Regions from separate parts of the Mus musculus genome. Here region 2 is linked to region 1. Evidence: chromatin loops called from intact Hi-C (ENCODE). Cell type or tissue: heart. All regions are shown on one strand.

Region 1 (8,000 bases):
ACCAGGCCCATCCACAACAATGGAGAACACTAAACATAGTCTTCTGGACTTGATTTTCCCATTTCACAGAACTTTCAAGGAAGGACTTGAAATGGGGTGGGGGGGCTCATGATGCTCTACCCTTCCTGTGGAGTTATTAACAGTTTTTCTGGGCGGAGGCAAATACATTTCCCTTAGATACGTTGCCCAAGTTCCAGTTAATTAACCTCCCCCCAACACACACACACACACACACACACACAGACACACACACACACACAAAATCAACCTTCCCGTGTTTATGTAAGTAATTAAAATCACTAGGCCATTGCTGGGTGGCGGTGGCAGAGGCAGTTGGATCTCAGAGTTTGAGGGCAGCCTGGTCTACAGAGTAAGTTCCAGAACAGCCAGGGCTACACAGAGAAACCCTGTCTTGAAGAACAAAAACAAAGCAAAACACACTGGTCACGAAAATAAAATAAGTGAAACAAATCCTCTGAAGTAGACAGGGAAATTAAGTGAGGAGAATGACCTGGGCAGGGGTGGCATGTGCCTTGAACTCCAGTACTCAGGGAAGGCAAAGGCAGGCTCTCTGTGAGTCTGAAGCCAGCTTGAAACTCTGAGAGAGGGGAGGAGAAGAGAGAGAACAGTCGAAGTTAAATTCCTGCAGAGATCAGAAGACCTCAGCTTTAGGACCTTAACTTACACAGCCTTTCTGGAAAGTGCTGCAAGTTTGGTGTTGTGGACTGGAAGCAGAAATCAGAATATAAACAAAAAACAATTCTATGTGGGTTTTTTTTTTTTTTTTTTTTTTTTTGGTTAGCTGTGTAAAAGTCTTCCCAAAAGAAAGGCACCTGGATGGTATTATATAATGGCTCTAATAATGTGTTGCAGTTTGTTTTTGCATTCACATTCCAACATGATTTTGTATCCATGTTATGATATTAAAGCACACACCTTCCCCCAATTATGTGAGAGTTAGATACAAATATCAGTGTATGGGCTGAAGACATGGCTCAGTGGTTAAGAGCACTTGCTGGTCTTCCAGAAGGCCTGAGGCCATCTCATTACCAGCTTGAGAAGCTCACAACCACCTCTAACTCCAGCTCCAGGGAATCTAACAACCTCTTCTTGACACATACACAGTTTAAAAATATCCCCAAACCCCACAAATATCAGTATTGCTATGCCTATTAGGTGTTACAAAGATGTGGGAAAGTGTATAGGCACAGACATAAAGTAGATGCTAGGTGCTAAGATAACAATAGACATGTATAATATATAAATTAATAGAGTACATAGAAGAGGCCTGCAACCTTAGCACTTAGTAGGTGCAGGCAGGAGGATCAGAAAGGTAAAGTAGAACATTAATGGTATCATACTTGTCAACTTGACACAAACCTAGATGTCCCTTCAAAGAGGACTCTCAATTGAGTAATTACCTTCATTAGACTGGCCTGTGGGCTTGTCTGTGAGGCATTTTCTTGATTGCTAATTGATATGGGAGGAGCCAGTCCACTGTGGGCAGTGCCATCCCTGAGCAGGTGGGCTCATGAAACATAACAAAGTAGTAAGCCACGGTGAATTAAGATTTTCTCCATGGTCTCTGCTTCAGTTTTGAAGCAGATTCCCGCCATGGCCTTCCTCGATGCTGGAGCAGAAGGTGAAGCCAACCCTTTATATACCCAAGTTGCCTTTGTCAGCATTTTATCACAATAACAGAGAAGCAAATCAGAACACTTGAGTTCACAGTGAGTTCCAGGCCAGCCCAGGATACTGCAACCCTCTCCCCCAAGACAGAGTTTCTCTGTGTAGCTTTGGCCATTCTTTTTTTTTTTTTTTTTTTTTAAAGATTTATTTATTTATTACATGTAAGTACACTGTAGCTGTCTTCAGACACACCAGAAGAGGGCGTCAGATTTCGCTACAGATGGTTGTGAGCCACCATGTGGTTGCTGGGATTTGAACTCTGGACCTTTGGAAGAACAGTCGGGTGCTCTTACCCACTGAGCCATCTCACCAGCCCAGCTTTGGCCATTCTTGAACTCATTCTGTAGACCAGGCTGGCCTCAAACTCAAGAGATCAGCCTGCCTCTGCCTCTGCCTCTGCCTCTGCCTCCTCTGCCTTTGCCTCTGCCTCCTCTGCCTCTGCCTCTGTCTCCTCTGCCTCTGCCTCTGCCTCTGCCTCCTCTGCCTCTGCCTCCTCTGCCTCCTCTGCCTCCTCTGCCTCCTCTGCCTCCTCTGCCTCCTCTGCCTCTGCCTCTGCCTCTGCCTCTGCCTCTGCCTCTGCCTCTGCCTCTGCCTCTGCCTCTGCCTCCTGCGTTCTGGGATTAAAGATGTGTGCTAACGCCTTCCCGTTTTTAAAGTGTTATAGGAGCTAGGTGTAGTGGCTCACACTTTTAGTTCCAGCACTCAGGAGAAAGAGGCAGGCAGATCTTTGTGAGTTTAAGGACAGCCAAAGGTACATAGTGAGATCTTGTCTAAAACAGTAAAAAAAAAAGAAAGAAAGAAAGAAAGAAAAAAGTGTCATAGAAGCACATAAAACATCGCAAGCAGTTTGTTACAGAATCTTTATGCAAGGCTGATAAAACAAAAGGAAAAGAGCAGAGAGAATTAAAGCAAATCTAAATCTCTATGATGCACAACTTGGGTGATGGTTGTGTCTTTAAAACACATTTTGAAAAATATGATCTGAGGGGCTGGAGAGATGGCTCAGCGGTTAAGAGCACTGACTGCTCTTCCAGAGATCCTGAGTTCAATTCCCAGCAACCACATGGTTGTTCACAACCATCTGTAATGGAACCTGATGCCCTCTTCTGGTGTGTCTGAAGACAGCTACAGTGTACTCATATAAATAAAATAAATAAATCTTTAAAAAAAAGAAAAAGAAAAATATGATCTGCCGGGCGTGGTGGCACACGCCTTTAATCCCAGCACTCGGGAGGCAAAGGCAGGCGGATTTCTGAGTTCCAGGCCAGCCTGGTCTACAAAGTGAGTTCCAGGACAACCAGGGCTATGCAGAGAAACCCTGTCTTGAAAAAACAAAACAAACAAACAAACAAACTGATCTGCAGTGAAACAAACAGTAATGTTCACAAATGTATTACATGCCTCTCAACATTTTTTAGGTACCTTGGCTATTAAGTTGGAGTCATTTGGGTATATTCTGGTCAGTGGGTCATGAAAATTGATTGGGTTGTTTCTATTTCAAGACTCTTAATACTAGTTATTAAAGAGCTCGCTTGAGTCATGTTCTGCCCAGAAAGATGTTGATCTTGGAAGCAAGGAACATTGAAATGAATAGTTGGGAGATAGAAACCCTCTAGTTCTCTGAAGATCTAGAGGGCAGCCAGGAAGAACTAGCCAGCTTTAGGAAATACCATGAGAATGAGACGAATTTTCAAGCTAAGTTGGGGGTATAACAATGTTATAACAATGAAGCCTAGTCTAGCTCATCCAAATTCAAGAATAAATGTATTTCACAGGTTAATTGTGTACGTGCCTAAGTGGGTGGAATTTAAAAACATCTTTTCTATAGTTGGCATACTAGTTTCACTTATAGAAATTGTTTTCACTCCATTCCACATCTCAATTAGACTCCACTCACAAAGGAAAAACATTGGTGCTATCTTCCTCGGAATTCTTGACTAATTTTCAGGTGTGCCCAATCATTTAGAGACATTTTTTAATTTAAATTAAAACTTAAAAGATTTAGATAGATCCTCACCTGTCCTAGGCTGGCCCAAAACAACGTATCTGAGGGTATTGAATACCCTTAGCTTGCAGGTGTATATAGTGCTGAGTATCACCCAGAGCTTCTGGGGCACCAGCAAGCATTTTACATCCTTGATTATCTACATCCCTTTTCCTCTTTTCCCCTAGATGGCGTCTCAGCATGAAGCAAGGACTGGCCTGAAACTCCTCATGTTCTTGACTCTGCCGCCGAAGTACAGTACGAAACGCGAACGCAAAGTTGCAATGATAACAGCAACATTTAAATATTATTTAATTGCATTTCTGCGGCATACCCATTTGGAACGTAAGTGTTAGCTAGATGTACATTTATATGCTCATGTTTTTAGGTAAACAAGTAGCCGGCTCTGACATAAAAAGATTGCTACTCTAAGTTAAGTCTACACTTAACTCGTTAGGCTTAATACCGACAGGAACTTTACTAAGAGCACTTACATCTTAAGGCCAAAATTACTTTCATTTATTTCTCCTTTCAGCCCTAGGGAAAAAGCAGTCATATACTGCCATGCTTTCTTCAACGCCAGTGTGCTATTTCTGAAGGCCTACACCGTGGATTAACAAGATCCCTAAATGGACCCAAAAGAAAACCGCACTAGACCAGAAACCCAGTGTGTGGACGCTCTGGAGGAGAATTGGCAGGAAACCTCGGGGAGAGCCTCTCGCCACCGGGAGCCTCCGCCCGTGTTTCCTTAGCTCCCGCCTCAACAAGCCCATTGGCGGTCGGGCGGTTGCTAGCTTCCTCCGCAACTAGGGCGGGCCGGAACTTTTGTCTGCCGGAACCGGTGTACGCCGCTCAGTGTTGTCGACCGGCGTCAAGGCGACGAGGGTGCTGTTCTCTTCCTCCGGCTGCGGTGGCTGTGGAGTTCAGCCCAGCCAGTCTGGTAGGAGCACAGTCGTCCGGACTGTGTCTATGGTCGCTCCGCGGGCCGCTTTGCTGGCTGGTGCATTTGTATCAGGGCAAGCAGTATTATTCCATGGCAGGGAACTTCTGGCAGAGCTCCCACTAGTAAGTGAGCTTCCATTTTCTCGCCTGGGGCCGGGGCTGGGGCACAGGAGGGCTGGGCCTGCCCATCCCTCGGGGTTTCCATCCTGGCCGCTGCGGGTGAGCCCTCCCTGGGAAGCCGGGGGTCCGAAACGTGATGCTGTCGTTTGCGAGCCTCCCCTCTTCTCACAGAGAGATTTCGGGAGCAGAGGGGAGGTGAGCTCGAAGGATGGGTAAGAGGTAAGGGGTTTGATCTCCGGGAAGGGAGTCGGAGGCGGTTTCATTTCAAATTTGGGGTTTGATTGGTGGGATGATGTGGGCACCGGCAAGGGAAAGAGTGACCCATTGTAGCTCTGTGAGGTTCCCTGCTTTGGATGGACATGGTTGGCTATTGCTAGCTAGCTTGTTTGTTTGTTTGTTTTTTCATAGCAGTGATATTATAATCTCTTGTCATTCGCCTTACTGTAGATTTAATATTTACTCAGAGGAGAGGAGTGAGTCGTGCTTGTTTCTACCTGCTGCTTCCTGGCCCAGCCTTATGCCTAGATTGACACCACTACCCCCATCCCCGAAGCAGTGTTTCTCACGTTGAGGGATGGCTGCCCTAAAACTCACAGGCTGGCATCGAACTTAATGAAATCTGCCTGCCTCTGCTTCTGCTTCTAAGTGTTGGAATTAAAGGCATGAGCCACCAATTGCAGGCTCCTAAATTGACTTTAATGCTTCTAGAATTTGCGAGCACAGGGGCTCTCAAAATATATCCATTTTCATTCATTAGCCAGTGTCTTATATTTTGCCTTAAAGTCGTGTATTTCCCAGATTTTGTCCTCTTCCTTTAACCACTTAAATCACTAAATTTTAATGTCTTTCAGTGACCATGGAAGGGCTAAAGTAATCTTAAAGATATTTGTCTCTAAATACATTTGGTTAAACATGCAGGAAGTTGTATGCTTGGGCTAAGCGTTGAGCAGGCTTTCCACTAAATACATAAAAAATGAACAGGACTAGATAGAGACATTTAGTTTAATTAAATTTTAGTGGGAAGAGAATAACAAAATTTTAATTCTGTGAATTGGTTTGCTTGTTTCCCTCTTTGCCTGAGAATAAAGAAGAAGAAGGGGGAAAAAAAAAGAAAGAAAGAAAACTGAATTTGGAAACCTGTTTCTGAAAGCAGGTCCTCCCTTGCTACCAAGTGTTTCTGGGAAGATGAAAGGCCAATGAAGCATCACTGGGGGACATTATTTTACATTGTTCTCACTCACTGAGATGTTTCCATTAAAAAAATGAAATACAAAAGGGGATGACCCAAAAAGGTGGGATAAAGCTTGGGCCTGTACTTAATCCTGGTGCTCAGATAATGCCTTGATTGCCTGTCTCAGTGACATAATACTAAGACAGGCAGTAGTAAGTCTTTGGATATAGCAAGAGTCTATCTTCCAGGATGGTTCTTAGTCTAGAGGGTCTGAAAACCTGTGTGCTGGTGTTTGGTACACATGACACTATGAAGGAAATTGAGAAAGAGGTAGAGAAGCTTTGAAACCATCAAGAGATTCTTTACCCTCAAGTTTTCCTGTTTTTTGTTTTTTTCTTCAAACGATCTTGCTGAGGCTGCCAGTGGGCTGCTGAAAAACTAGAGAACTCTGATGAATAACTTACCTGAGAGTTTGAAATGGCGTCTACAGCATCCTTGTTAATCGACCAGACAGTACGGGAGTCACACTGATTGACACAGATTTATATCCAGCAAAGCACTCACAAATATATTCCACTCACAAATAGCACTCACAAAAACCAAAGAGATTTTATTGGTCCAACAAGACTGAGAAACTTGGGGGTGATGGTGAAAACACTGATTGAAAAGGGGATTAAATTAGAAAAATATAAAATTTGCTCCAGGTCTGAATGTATTTGAAACAGGTGAGCATGTATTGAAGAACTCAAGTATTTCATTGTTGAACATAATTTACTAAGGATTTTAGAGACCTATTCTGAAGAGTTAATGCTGAAGTTTCAGAGGTAAACTGGTGCTCTACCTCAGCTGCATTCCCAGCCAGACACTGTCTTTTATCAATGTTTTAAGTACATACCTCCAAATAAATAAATAAATAAATAAATAAATAAATAAATAAATAAATGGAGGAAGAAGAAGCTGGGTGAAGCACTGCATGCCTTTAATCACAGAACTTGGTGGTGATGGGGAGGGGCCGATCTCTGTGAGCTTGAGGCTGGTCTGATCCATGGAAGGAGTTCCAGGATAGCCAGAGCTAACCAGAACCAAACAGACAAATAAAGACAGAGAGAGGTGTGCCTCGTAGAAGATGGTAAGCTTATTGAATCTTAATGTTTTAAATGCTTTGGCTTGTTGGCTTTTTTCCTATAAATTTATTTATTCACTTTACATCCCAATATCAACCCTCTCTCCTCCCAGTACCTCAAGCAGCTCCTCCCCTTCCCATCCCTGCTGTTGCCTTTCTATGCCATGTTTTAAATCTTTACCTTCTCTAGTTTGCAGTGGATTTTGGATAAACAAGATCTGTTGAAAGAGCGCCAAAAGGACCTAAAGTTTCTCTCAGAAGAGGAGTATTGGAAGTTACAAATATTTTTTACAAATGGTAAACTTTTATATTGGTTGAAGTAGTATACTATAGCTGGTCACTATTTTATATGGTAATTTCCATGAGTTGTTAAAGTCTATAGTTAATGCTTTTATTTAGACAATTATCATTTCAGTGTTCTGGGTAATACTTTTCGCACCTTATGTATTATAGCCCAGTGTTGACTAATCTCAGGCATTTCTAGTGAGGTCCATTTTTAAGGTTGGCCTAAGCAAAATACTTTAAGAATAAATGATTATTTAAATTAGCATCCAGTAGTTCTCATTTTACCTTATAACTTTGCATAAGCAAGAAGATTTAGTCGCCAGGCGGTAGTGGCGCACACCTTTGATCCCAGCACACAGGAGGCAGAGGCAGGTGGATTCCTGAGTTCGAGGCCAGCCTGGTCTACAAAGTGAGTTCCAGGACAGCCAGGGCTACACAGAGAAACCCTGTCTCGAAAAATCCAAACAAAAGATGATGACTTGGGAACAAAACACCCATGGAAGGAGTTACAGAGACAAAGTTTGGAGCTGAGATGAAAGGATGGACCTCGTAGAGACTGCCATATCCAGGGATCCACCCCATAATCAGCATCCAAACGCTGACACCATTGCATACACTAGCAAGATTTTATTGAAAGGACCCAGATGTAGCTGTCTCTTGTGAGACTATGCCGGGGCCTAGCAAAC
Region 2 (8,000 bases), 150 kb after region 1:
CATTACACCAGTAGAGTTATTTGTAATGACTATTTGACACTAATAGTCTGGAACTATATAGTCACTCCTGTTCTACATGCCTAACACCTTGGGGTTACCCGTTAAGAAATAGGATGTAGGATTCAATATATTTTAAAAATATAATATGACCTCAGCTTAATGGTGGAATATTGTGTTATGCAGGATTGTGTCAATTGCATAACATTAAAATGGTCTGATTTTCTCAGTTTCCAAAACCCATGGCTAGTGAACGGTCTAGCGTGAGTCCCCGCTTGATGAGTAGTAGGCATTTCGCCAAGTGTTCAGCTGCTTCAGGTCTGAGTTTTTAAGACGATACACTTACACATTGATAGTTGATCTCTGGAAACAGTGCTTTTCATATTGTAACTGAAAGAGAAGCACAGTGCAGAACACAGAAGGCAGAGTATTATGCTTTCTTACCAGCAATAGTTCATTTGAAAATAATGCCAGGTTTTTGCCAAGATCAGTGTTTCCTTGAAATGAAGACAGAAATAGATTTGTTTGTGCATTCTTGTACCTCGACATAGCATCTTAATTTTGAGCAGTTACGCATTTATCTAAAGGAAATAAATCTGTGAATAAATGCATGTTTACCAAAATGGCTGTTTACAGTGCATTTAGTTACAATATTTATAAAGTTGCCATTTCACAGAATAAGTAGTTTGGAGTTCTATACAATTTAGTCATCAGTAATATCTGGAGACAAAATGTGCAATATTTTTTATGTAGGTGAGCTAACACAGTGTATCTAATTGAAGAATTCTGATTAATTTGTAATAGATAAGTTGTATAAAATTTTCATACCTTAAAGTGTTTTAGATTACTCTTCAAGTGAAGTATTATTTTCAAAATAAAATTCTACTGAAAAATTCTGCTGGCTATGATACATACATTTTTAGACATACAAATGAAAATCAAAAGGAATTCGCCAGTTTTGCTTAATAATTTGCACGCTTTTTATCATTAAATCTAACCTTTTAAAACCAACAAAGTATTCATGATTACTAATAGATACACCTGCATTATGATTGTATTTCCAACTGTAAGATTTTTGTGGAAAATTTATTACTTCCTTTACATGTAACAGTATTTATTTGAGTGGGGAAATTTTTTTAAATAGGGCTTGCATAATTTAGGGTGCAAATGCTAAATTGTATATAAATGTTAGATGTAAACTTTGGTTATAAAGTACTTTTTAAAATTACACTTTTGAAAAATGAATACATTCAATTTTCAAGACAGTCAATCTGAATTGTTTGATCAGAATGTCTTTACAAGATTCCCTTTTGCAAGTCTGGAGAGAGGGCTCAGTGGTTAAGAACATTTATTACAGTTCTTGCAGAGAACCTAAGTTTCCCCACACCTACACTAGGTGGCTCACAACTTCCTGTGGCTCCAGCCCCCAGGGTAAGACACCCCTCTCTAGCCTAGCCTCTGTGGGTGCTTACTTACCTACACATGGTACACACACACACACACACACACACACACACACACACACGAACATGAATTAGAAGTGCTGTAGAACAATCTGCAAGTCAAATATTTTTACTTAAATAATAATCTTAGTATCCAGTAATACCATTGCATTTAAATAATATTGTCCTGTAACTCTTCCACGTTTGCTCCGTGCATGCCTGCACATATATAGTAAGTATGAAAAAAGCTGAAGGAATCCACGTTCTCTAGTGTAGGAGTCATTGTGATTTTGTGAATATGGGTGGACTCCACCCTATTTGGAGAATTACAAGATTGCTTTAAGGCCCCAAAATATCAATATTGTGCAGTTCCAGTAATGTATGTGTTTTCTGCCTTTGTAAACTGTCTTGTCGATTTTGTACTGCACAATAGGTAAATGCCCAAATATAGTCCATTTTAAAGAAATATGAAGAATAATGGCAGAAGAGCTTTACAACTTTTAAAAAACTTGTAATGTGTATGTATTTTATGTGTATTGGTGTTTTGCCTTCATTTGTCTCCACTCTGAGTTCCTGAGTTCCAGTTGTGAGTCACCATATGGGTGCTGGGAATTCAACCTGGTCCTGTGGATGCTGGGAATTCAACTTTGTGAATGAGCAGCCAGGGCTTTCAGCCACTAAACCATCACCAAGGGGCTCTGGGATTTATTTCTTTAATGGGGTGTGTGTGATTTTTCTAGACCCTGGGCTTTAAAACTTTTTAGTTGGAAATTTTTAGGAGTTGCATAAGGCTAAAAATTCCTATAGTAAGTTAAAAAAATTAACATTGAAGTTTCTAAACTGAACTAGTGATAGTGAGTGTATATCTGTGTTAGGGTGCCCACAAGGACCTGAAGAGGGTGTTAGGTGCCCTAGATAGGGAGTTACATATGGTTGTGAGTCACAGTGTGAAAACTGAAACTTGGGTCCTCACTGAGCCATTTCTCCAACTCCCCTGTAAGTTCAGTTTTAAATAGAATGTGGCAATATAGAATTTCTCAGAGTGGATACCGTGTGATAGACTTTTTGAGTAAGTCCAAGAACTCATTCAGCTGGATGGATGTAGTAGATTGTTCAAAGGGATAAAGCTTGTGTAGACATAAAGTGACTTACCCTTCATTTTTTATTAAAGAACTAGAACACATTGCAAATGTTAAATGGGTGTTGAGTTTTCTAAAATATGTATGAGCTAGTTTACAGCTTGTTCATAAGTAAGACTGGAGTTACTCTGGAACTTTCCTACAGTAATGGCTACATACTGCATTACAGTCACCACAATTTTATTTCTGACACAGCTCAACTGAACTTACAGAAAAGCGTTTTGTTGCTGCGTGGGGGGATTTAGAGGGTTCTTTGCTTCCTACCAGTATTTAAGCATATCACTTCCTGCCTTTGCTGAAGCGAGACTGGGATGGCTATGGAGCTGTGTGGTGTACACTTAATGTTAAGTACAGTCCATGCACAGAAGTCCTTAAGAGTGTTAACCATGATTTTCCGTGGGTCTGTCAATCCAGCAAAAACATGACACTTCAACTTGTGTATAAAACTTTCCACCTTCATTTGGAGAAATGGCCATATACCTCCAAACACAGGGACCTCTGACAGTGATAGAGCAGCTGGTTTTCATACAGCTTATGAGGTTAGTATTTTAGCTCAGAGGATGAGAGCTTAGTAAGTTTCCCCGATTTAAAGGACAGCACTGCCTGCTGAAATGTAGAATGACGCCCTAAATTTTAGGAGTTTACCCTTCTTTTTATGAGGGCATTATTTTTTATTTTGTTGTTTGTTTTTTAACCGTTCCTGGTTTGCTTTTAGTTGCTGGGATAAAACACTGACTAAAAGCAACTCTAGGAAGGGTTTCTTTCTCTTTGGCTTAGAGATCCTAATCAATCATTGAGGGAAGTCTGGGCGAGATCCATAAATGCAAGCTTCAGATACAACCCAGTTCCACTTTCCAAAGGGCTGAACATCAATCAAGAAAACGCCGCCCCACAAACACGCAGTTCAGTCTAATGAAGGCAATTCAGGAGAGGGTCCCTGTTTCCTGGTGAATCAAATTAATGTCAAGTTGACAAAAAAAAAAAAAAAAAAAAAAACTAGTATGAACTTCATATTAGATTCATACTAGAATCTTTCATACTGCTCCGTTTCTACTTCCAATAAACGTCTAAACTGAGTGTAAGGAGTTTTCTGCTACATACGGTGTATCCTGAACAGAATAAAGGGTCAGTTTCAAAGAATGTACTTTAGATGTGGACTTCTGTTCTCTGTGATTACTTGAGCGCATTGAAAGAGAATGGGTTTCTCGGAAAAAGCATTTCCGTACTTGATTTTAAGCATTAGAGTCGGTTTTCCAAGACTGAGGAGATAGCTCGTAAATACGAAAACAGCACGGCGTGACTCGTAGGACGAGAAGGTAGGTAGGTCTTCGTGGCCTTTTATTAGGAACATCTCTTTATTTCATTGCAGACATAATTTGATAGAGGAGCTCGAGTTAACGGTGACCACAAATTCACATTAACTAATGCAAATGCAAAAGCCGGCATCCGCGAGTGTAGGAGGCGGAACCCTTCCGCTGGGGATTTGTTGTGAGGAGGGACCGGAAAAGGAGTAGGATTCTAGTCGCGATGTGGAGAGGTGGAAGGCTGGGCTCTCGTGGGGTTCGTCTCCTGGAAACGCTAGGGTTTGGGTGCCCCAGCGCGGTCGCCCAGCCTCCTCGCCTAACTTCACGGTCGGGTGAGTGTCGCCGGCGCGGAGGTTCTTCCGCACGCCTCGGGTGCCGGGGCGGCTCTGCGCAAGCGCGGCAGAGAGCGGTGGGCTGTCCGGCTCCGTGGGGTCTGGTTAAAAGCAGCGCCGCGCTGCCCCGTCCTCATCCCTGGTGACCTCCGGGACCTGGTGTTGCTCTCTCCAGCGGCTACAACCCTCCAGGTCTGAGAAGCCAGGGGAAAAAGGCTGAGGACTAAGGATCTGGGCCTCGGAGAGCGTGTCTCTTGTGCCGCCGCCGCCGGGTAGCCCACGACCTTTGCCCTATTTTATTTGCGTTCTATGAGCTTGTGGCCCGGGAGCCGCCATTCAACTTGCTGGATCCTGGAGGTGGTTCTTGCTTTCCAAACCAAACCAAGAAAGACACACGGGGAACGTCCTAGCGCTGCCTCACTACTTTATTGCTCACCATCTTACCGTCCCCGCCAAAGAATTTAAGGCATTTATGCTCTTGTTTGGCAAATAAAGTAAAGAGCTAACTGCATTTGGTGCTATAGATTTTTAAACGCAAGTAGTACGCAGATAATTAGGTTCAACCTTTACAAGAAAATGACCAGGCCGGGCGTGGTGGCACACGCCTTTAATCCCAGCACTCAGGAGGCAGAGGCAGGCGGATTTCTGAGTTCGAGGCCAGCCTGGTCTACAGAGTGAGTTCCAAGACAGCCAGGGCTACACAGAGAAACCTTGTCTCGAAAAACAAAAACAAAAACAAAAAAAAAAACAAAAAAAAAAAAGAAAAAAAAAGAAAAGAAAATGACCACTATATGGTAGAGATTGGTATGGTTGGGAATTTTAATATGACAGTAACAGCAATAATACCTATTTAAATACTACTGAAAAAAATAATTATAATTTTTAAGAGAGCAAGATATAAATAAATATTAATGAACTTGGAGATCTAGATGGAATTACGATTCCAACTTTAATTTTCTGGAGAGATGATTTTATACTCTTCTATTGTCTTTTATAAGATTTTATTGTCTTTATATACATTTATACTCTTTTATTGTTTAAACTTTGTCTTCCAGAACAATCCGAGTCATTGTTCCAGAGATCCAGAACATCTCTGGTCCATTTTTTAGAAACCTTTTAATGTGTGTCTCATACATCAGAAGACCCACCTGCCTCGGCCTCCCAAGCTGTTGTGATTGGCATGTTCTTCCCTTACGTATAGTCACCTCCTCCGTGCCTTTGCCAGCTCTGCTGACATGATGCCATTGCTCTAATTTGTACTTGTCTCACCACATCTTCATGTCACTGCCAGTCTTTTCTGGTATGGGCATGGGTATGGGTGTTTGCTTGCATCTACAGCTGCAGACCACAGGCTGTGTGTGCCTGATGTCCTTACAGGCTAGAAGAGAGCATCGGATTCCCTAGGACTGTACGTCTATCGGTTGGAAACTGCCCCATGGATGCTGGAGAATCCAGTCCAGTTTCTCTGGAAGAGAAGCCAGTGTTCTTAACTGCTGAGCCACCTCTCCAACCCTCATCGCCCATTTAAAAGATAGACTTTTGGCTTATAGCAGCCTTGGCTGATGGTTATTTTCTTTAAGAGCTTAGAATGTATTTTATTTCATGGTTTCTTGTTTTTGAGGATTGTTGATCAAGAGAGCTGGAGTTAGTCTCATGTTTCGACTATATAGGTGATTTGTGCATATTTTTCTTCTTATATTTTTGGTTGTGAGCCTACCCTTTAACAGCTGAGCCATCTCTCCAAGCCCATATTTTTCTTCTTATAGTTTGTAATATTGTTTCTTTACTTTCGTTTAAAAATATTTCTATTTTTAATTATGTGTATGTGGGGGCAAGGGTATGTGCACATGAGTGTGGGCACCTGCAGAGGCCAAAGATTTTGTATCCCCTGGAGCTGGAGTTACAGGCAGCTATGAGCAGCTTGACATGGGTGCTAGGAACTGAACTCTAGAAGAACTGTGTGTGCTCTTAACCAATGGTTGACTGTTTTTGATAACATGACTGTAATGTCATGGAGAGGTTTGTCTCCAGTCGCAGGTATTTGGGGTTCCAAGTCTCCAGATGTGTTTTGAATATCTGTTTCTTTCTGAAGATTTGAGGAATTTTTTTCCTCTGATGCCAGTGAATGGATATTCTGTGTGATTGGTGTTTATCTCAGCTTGTTCTTCTAGCCCATGATTTTTAGATTTCTTCTTTCAGTTGTATCTCATTTTAGTTCTTTTCCTTATTGGCATTTGAATATAGTGTTAGTCACCCTTGGCCTCTAGTTATATGACTCTACTTGATTCTATTGATGATGTTTTCCACTGTATTATTTACCTACTTATTTACTGAGGTCTTACTTTCTAACATTTCTGTTGGTTTTGTTTTGTTCAGGCTGTGGTTTTTGTTTGTTGTCTTGTTTTTCTTTTCAGATTTTGGGCGTGGGGTAGTTTTGCTGCTGCTGACCTTTCATCCACGTTGCTGACTTCTTCCACTCTGTTGTCGAGTTTCCTCTTTTGGACCTGTATTGGGTTCATCTTTTTATTTGTATACTCTTTGGGTCATTGATCATTTTCATGAGAAGTCATTTGAAATCTTTATCCGGTACTTGACTTTTCAGTATCATTGGGTTCTGTCGCTGGAGGATGGTCTTTGGGGAGTCATGCTGTCTTGCTTTCTGATATGCTGTGATTTGCATATCTGTTGGTTTGGATATTTCTTCTGGGTTGGGGCATCTTCCTAGTGAGTGATCGCCTTCTGAACATTTAACCCACGTACCACTTGGCAACAACAACAGCAAACCATACAAGCTATATAAACACGTGTAAAAATTAATGACAGCCCACCAGTGGACACAGCACTAACAATGAAAAACTACTTTCCAATGTGCTAAGTGTGTCAAAGTAAAAAGATACAGGAAGAAGACCAGAAAGGGATAGAAAAGGAAAGAAAGACCTGGGTAATCAGACAAAAGGATAAAGGAGGTGTTGAATGTCAGGGTTGCTAAAGAAGAAGGGCAAAACAATAGAAAAAATGAAAGAAGAAAAAGGGGACCAGGTGAAAGCATTCAAATGTACATAAACGTCAGGGGACTATATATATGTTTGTTTTTTAAAAGCCAGAACTGGGAAGGTGGCTCAGTCAGTACAGCACCTGCCCCTCAAGCAGGGGAGCTAAGCATAGATCCAGAACCCATCTAAAGGCTTGTTGCAGTGGCTTATCTGTGACTCCTGCAGTGGCAGGTGGGGCGGATCCCTGCAGCTTACTGGCCAGTCATCCTAGCTGAATGAATGAGTTCCAGGTTCAGTTAGAGACTTCGTCTTAAAAAGTAAGAGTGTTGGGAGGCAGAGGCAGGCGGATTTCTGAGTTCGCGGCTAGCCTAGGCTACAGAGTGAGTTCCAGGACAGGGCTACACAGAGAAACCCTGTCTCAAAAAACCAAAAAAAAGAAAACCAAAAACAAAAAAAAAGAGTGATTGAGAAAGGCATCCAAAGTCAACCACTGGCCTCCACATGCACACAAATATACACACACATATGTGCATAGACACATACTGCATACAACAGACATCCAAGTATAGCATCATACACCACACACAGGTGCATACACACAAAAATGGTTTTAATGTTATATAATAATTTCTTCTGAATTGAAACATTCCTTGCAGGGGTGAGGGAGGGGAGAGTCATAAGATTCTGGAGGTACACAATTCTCACAAGCCAGGAAAGCTGAAAGGAACCAGAGTCACAGAGGCCCCTCTCTGAGGTTATAGCTCCCCTTTAGTGGCTCCTGCTCCTGTAAGTA

The links. A loop is a pair of places that touch in the nucleus more often than their neighbours do. Peaks named below come from ENCODE experiments on the same cell type or tissue, not always from the same donor. Only the 100,000 strongest peaks of a DNase experiment are listed, where the experiment ranks them.
Region 2: a loop joins it to region 1, with 4 times the contacts of the local background. A loop is called at or near these places in 2 of 42 quality-filtered maps.

The regions. Positions count from the first base shown.
Region 1 is chr4:21,723,178-21,731,177 of GRCm38, forward strand. Ccnc (cyclin C) reads left to right here and starts at 4,524. Exons shown (of 12, transcript NM_016746.4): 1 at 4,524-4,738; 2 at 7,220-7,326. The coding sequence starts at 4,707. In heart, a CTCF peak has its summit at 3,867; DNase peaks (open chromatin) are centred at 3,854 and 4,504; H3K4me3 peaks cover 2,012 bases; H3K27ac peaks cover 1,573 bases.
Region 2 is chr4:21,875,583-21,883,582 of GRCm38, forward strand. It overlaps Pnisr (PNN interacting serine/arginine-rich), which reads left to right. Exons shown (of 11, transcript NM_001369189.1): 11 at 1-893. Coq3 (coenzyme Q3 methyltransferase) reads left to right here and starts at 4,064. Exons shown (of 7, transcript NM_172687.2): 1 at 4,064-4,214. The coding sequence starts at 4,106. In heart, no CTCF peak of the experiment used is centred here; a DNase peak (open chromatin) is centred at 4,209; H3K4me3 peaks cover 1,579 bases; H3K27ac peaks cover 1,171 bases.